Regions from separate parts of the Homo sapiens genome. Here region 2 is linked to region 1. The links are chromatin loops, found by intact Hi-C in ENCODE. Cell type or tissue: GM12878. All regions are shown on one strand. Links, peaks and the distances in the headings refer to the core of each region. The heading gives the core; the rest is flanking DNA.

Evidence for each region. A loop is a pair of places that touch in the nucleus more often than their neighbours do. Peaks named below come from ENCODE experiments on the same cell type or tissue, not always from the same donor. Only the 100,000 strongest peaks of a DNase experiment are listed, where the experiment ranks them.
Region 2: a loop joins it to region 1, with 4 times the contacts of the local background. A loop is called at or near these places in 15 of 110 quality-filtered maps.

The regions. Positions count from the first base shown.
Region 1 is chr12:46,387,200-46,390,000 of GRCh38, reverse strand. SLC38A4-AS1 (SLC38A4 antisense RNA 1) reads right to left here. Exons shown (of 4, transcript NR_125380.1): 2 at 2,029-2,254. Among named protein-coding and RNA genes, the nearest start is that of SLC38A4-AS1, 4.9 kb to the right of the region's middle. In GM12878, for the core only: no CTCF peak of the experiment used is centred there; DNase peaks (open chromatin) are centred at 1,430 and 2,093; H3K4me3 peaks cover 1,812 bases; H3K27ac peaks cover 2,500 bases.
Region 2 is chr12:46,516,256-46,519,056 of GRCh38, reverse strand. All of the region lies in intron 3 of SLC38A4-AS1 (SLC38A4 antisense RNA 1), which reads right to left. Among named protein-coding and RNA genes, the nearest start is that of SLC38A4-AS1, 130 kb to the right of the region's middle. RefSeq lists enhancers at 1,464-1,643, 1,814-1,903, 2,094-2,143. In GM12878, for the core only: a CTCF peak has its summit at 1,304 (motif pointing left); a DNase peak (open chromatin) is centred at 1,616; H3K4me3 peaks cover 501 bases; H3K27ac peaks cover 2,500 bases.

The sequences.
Region 1 (2,801 bases), core at 285-2,784:
GTTTTTTAAACAAGGGAGGGAGCCTTTTAACCAGGACTTACTCATGAAATTTATGCTTCAGAATCACAATGACTATCACTGCAGCTTCATTAATAAGAAGAAACTAGAATACTACTTCTTAGATATATATCTTCCTAATGTTTCTAAATGAAATTTCCGGGACAAAGGAACCTAATGATCATTAAACCAGTACTTCAGATGAACTTCTAATCATTGTCAAAGGCAAGTCTGTGTGAAAATACATATATGTGTCTATAAATATGTATGTTTCATATGGTTATAATGGGTATCCTCTAACATGAAACATACTGCAAATTATAGTCGACTTAGAATCAACTTTATGAAGTAACTAGGAATGACTAGTTAATTAACTAACTCTGGCTTCCCCAAAATTCTGAAAGTAGATTTTTAGCCTAATGGGTTAAAAACATAAGTACTAGGTACTTACTGAGAGCACATCTGGAATCACTTTATCTTGAAACTGTTGTATAATGAGGTGCTAACATAACCAACTATGGCTTGCCCCCCACTGAAATGTGTGTGTGTGTGTGTGTGTGTGTGTGTGTCCTGGACTTAACCCTCTTCCAGTAGCAAGTTCAAATTCCAGAACAGTTTGTCCAAGGATCATGTTGGCAGGAATGTGCTTGTCTTGGAAACTTGTGGACCAAAATATGTTCATCCTTAAGAAAAGCACATCCTGCAGATAACAGTGACTGGCCAATCAGTGTTGTCACGTCACAGAACTGTGGGTTCTCATTTTCTTGCCCTCTTTCCAATATCCAGCCCATATTCAGCACTGCTTGTGTAACAAAAGGCAATAAGGAAGAAGTTGTAACAAATCCTAACAGCAAACAGACCAAGACTTGGGGAGTTGCAATCTGGGAAGCTGAGGGTCAATATTTCATAGTGTCATTGATGAAGCCTGTGAATTTACCACAGATTTTACGGTTGTCAGTTCACAAACTTTCTGGTGAAAACAGACTTCTATAATAATAATAATTGGATTGACTAATTTCCATGACAGGACATGAGTAGAATGAAGAGGCAGATGATCTGGGTTCTACCTCCAATCCAGCCACTAATCAGCAATTCAACCAGCAATAAGTCATTTTCCTGTCTGGCCTCAGATGCATTCATCCATAAAAAAAGAACTGTCAGATAATCTCTAAAATCCTTTCCAGTTTACATATATTTTATGACAAAGTTTTTTACCTAACCTCAAATATGTGTGTGTATGCTCATACACACACACACCCACACAGAGAGAGAATGAATCCAGACAATCTATCGAAGATTAAACCAGGCATGAAAATCCAGATGCTGCTGTACACTTTACAGACGATTCTTTAGTTATCATTTCTTCCTCATACAAGAGTGTGAGGGGCTCACTGAGACAGGTCTTGAGTTCCCCTCACTTGTACCTTTTAGTCTCTCTCATTTCCTCTTTTCTTAACCACTGTCACACCAAAAGAGGTACAGTATGGTGCATAAGTTTGCAAAACTATAAAATGATACCATTCTTTGATTCTTCATTCTTCGATGCCATTCTCAACCTTTTGCACTTGGAGAAACATAGCTATTTTCACTTTTAAATGTCATTTATATTAGCATATTGTGAGTTGGTTATTACTTTTAAATACATTGACTATCTTTTAAGTTTTTAGTCTTAATTTCTACTATAAATATCAACACATATAGTCCACATAAACAAAACTCTTTGTGGTCCTCAATACTTTTTAAGACTGCAAGGGGGTCCTGAGACCAAAAGTTTGAGAATTGCTAATGTAGTAGTTAAGAGGACAAACTCCAGATCCAGCTGCCTGAGTTAAAATGTCACTTCTATCACTTAACAGTGGTGTGACATTGAGTACAGTCGCTTAGTCACACAGTTGTTCTGTGCCTCAGTTGGGGATAATAACGATAATAGTACTGACCCCATAGGGTCATCATAAGGCTTAAATGAACTGATATATGCACCATGCTTAGAAGTGTTGTGAGCCATCATTCTCTTTGGCGCTATTCACCTACCTCCATTCCCCGTGGTTTGCTTGGTTTGGTTTGATTTGGTCTGGTCTTACTACTGCTGCCTCTCCGTTTGACTGGCAAAGTGTGACTGGCACTGCTTCACCAGGGGCTAAAGGCATAGCTGACGAGGCTCCTTCATAACCACAGCCACAAGTTCGCACTCCAGTGCTGCAGCACCCAGCTGTACTTTGAATTTGCCCTTCAGAGAGGCTCCATCAGCAAAAGTCAACTGGAAAATCAAAGCAAGCAATGCTAAGTTTTTTAAAAACACGCTATGTCAGATGAATTAGAATGTAAAGTAGAAACTCTAGCCTTCGGAATAAATCAATGAGAGGAAGGAAGTAGAGACAAAATGCAAGCAATTACATTCATTCCTTAAAAGAAAAGGTGGTATCTGCCCAAGCTCCCTCCAATTTGAACTATGTTTTCACAGCCTTCCATCTCCTTTTTAAAATCTCTCTTCAACATCCCAGAGCAGCCTCCTCCCACCTGGCCAAGAACCCTCAGGCCATCAACTTGCTTAAAAAAATATGATGGCCCAGATTCTGATCACGTGCACATGACTGACGGCCATTGGATCTTCCCAGGGAGTACTGAAGTTTTATGAGTATTATGATCATAATCCCCTGCATTTATATTAGTTTTCTTTCTAATCTATATTTTCACATAAATTTTTCTTTAATTCTTGGCACTCAGCATGCTGTTATTCCTATTTAACGGTTTAAAAAACTGAGGCTCAGAGAAGCTAGCAAACTTGTCCTAAGTCCCAAAACTTT
Region 2 (2,801 bases), core at 281-2,780, 130 kb before region 1:
TTTTGAAACACTACACAAAATGAGCGACATTACTATTTTTCCACATGTGATTAAGTAATTAGGATTCTTCAGTCAGAAACTATGTCCCTGTATTGCTGTAAGTGCCTTCAGCATAGCAAGTAAACAATGTTGTGAAATTAACGTGGAATGGATGGACAGAATAAACACAGTGAAATTTGGAGGTTCTCGAATCACATCCCCAAGGCTGCAGCTAAGGCATTACAACAAAGTGAGAGAACACATCTGTCTTTGGCTTTCTCAGCCTCCTCTTTCTGGACACTTTTGTCCCTTTTTGGTACCCCATCCCCCAATATTTTTCCCACCTCTCATATAATAAAACCTGCCTTCAAAAGACAAATTGACACTCCTGATAGTGTTGTAAAGGGCCAGTAGAACTTAATGGTCCATTCTTCATAGGGTCCTTCTAAGGGTCATTTTAAAAGGAGAACAAAGAAGCAAAGTTTTCAAGTCACAAAAATAAATATTTAATTCTGGAATTTCTGGCCTAAGTTAGCAAATGCTGGGAGCATTTGGGAGGATGGCACAGGAAGGAATGGGCCTCCTGGGACTCCCCTGGTCACATGGGTGGCTATCTACATGCTAGTCCTGGGTGCCAGTAACACAAAGTCAGGGTTCAGGCTAAGAATTTCTAAAATTCTGACCACTGGGCCCTCAAAGGAAGCCAATCTGCTTACATCTGATTTCAGTTGCTTATGTTTTGCATTTTTCTTGTAGAAAAATAAAGAGTTATTTTGGTCACATTATGCCACTGAAATCACAGAATGTTTTCCAATGCTTTTAATGACCACCCTGAAAAGAACAAATTTATCACTGTCTCACAACTTCAGAGAGTTTTTCAGAAACTATAAACAAAATATTTCATAATAAACTCTCTCTCTCTCTCACACACACACACACACACACACACACACACACACCCCACAAAGGAAGGAGTAACTAAAAATGCTCCATTCATCAATGATCAATTTTGGTCTTACTATAGAATTCTTTTAGTGTGCATTTTCCTTGATTTACTGGTGAGTAAAAGCATGCCTTCCTTTAAGGATTTCCATGTATTTTCTGCTTTTAGGCTAGTGATGGTATAAAATGTTTATCTTGGTTGCCAACTCCTGTGGATTGTTAGTGGCTGACTAAAGCCCTACGTTGACAAAGTTGCTGAAGCCATGTCCAGGTACAATGAGAAAAAAAGTACTATAATTGATTCTCATGTTTGCCATGCATGCAGAGGGAAAAATAATCACATGCCATCAACTGTTTTTGCCACTTGTCATACACTGCCCCCTCTACTGGTCCCCCTTGAAGTAATCCCTCTTCCAAACTAGTTCATACTTTAACCTTAGAGTAGAGAATAAAACCAGGTCTAATCTAATTAATATTTCACATTTTCTTGATCATAATGATAGTTTTATGGATACTCAAATAATCCAGTTAGAGGCAGTAAGACTTTAGTGGGGGATGCCACACCAAAGACTCTCAAATTTTGTCTGCAGCATTTCAGCTTGGGAGGCTTTTATGGTTTCTAGTAACTATATTGCAACCAGGAGAGAAAGATCACCTGAAAATGAAACCAACCCAGAGGTAGTGGAAACAAAACTGATGAGAGGAACTCTCCAAGGCATGTCATTAAGCCCTATTGAAAACTAGGCTTAAGCTACATAGAAATGTAGTGGGGGTGGAGTGGCCAAGATGGCCAACTAGAAGCAGCTAGCATGTGTGGCTCTCACGGAGAGGAATAGAGGGGCGAGTAAAAACAATACCTTCAACTGAAACATGCAAGTACTCGCATTAGGATTAACCAAGGAAACAACCTGACACACAGAAAACAAAGAAAAGCAGGACACTGAACAACGGCCCACTGGGGAACAGCACAGAGCCAGGGGATCCTCCCCAGTCCTAGAAAGCAGTGAGTGAATGAGTGACCCTGGGATCGCTTCTCCAACAGATCTTTGCAACCCTTGGCTCAGGAGATCTCCCTGTGAACCCACACCACCAGGGCCTTCAGTCTTCAGTCTGACAGAGCCATCTGGATTCTCACCAGAACAGCCACTCAGGCATGTGTGGAGAACGTGGAGGTTTAGGTGCTTGGGCTTTCTGGCAAAAGTAGCTGCAGCTCTGGCAAAATCGGAGGTTAGATTCCTGTACCTACCCTTAGGAAAGAGGCTGAATCCAGGGGGCTGAGCAGGAACAGTCCACAGGCCCCACATCCTCACCACCTCACAAGCTAAGACCCACTGGCTTGAAATTCCAGCCGGCTACCAGCAGCAGCATTGCACCTCCCTAAGAAGGAGCTTCTTGGGGAGGAGTGGGCTGCCATCTTTGCTGTTTGAGTGCCTTAGTCGTTCCAGCCTTCAGGTTTTGGAAAGTCTGAGCCAATCCAGGGCAGAAGAGATCCCCTAGCACAGCACAGCTGCTCTACCAAAACATGGCCAGTCTGCTGCTTTAAGCAGGTGCCCGATCCTGTTCCTCCTCACGAGTGGGGCCTCCCAATCAGGACCTCCAGCCACTCCCACCTGAGCTCTCCAGCCAAAAGAACTGTGAATTCCCCCTGGGAGGGTGCTCCCAGAGGGAGGGGCAGGCTGTTATCTTTGCTGTTTGGGCAACTTAACTGTTCCAGCCTTTGGGCTTCAGAGTACCTGAGGTGACCAAGGGCTGAAGTGAACCCTCAGCACAATGCAGCTATTCTATCAAAACAAGGCCAGACTGCTTTTTTAAGTGGGTCCCAATCCTGTTCCTCCTCACAAGGTGAGACCTCTCAACCAGGGTCCCCAGCCACTTCCTAC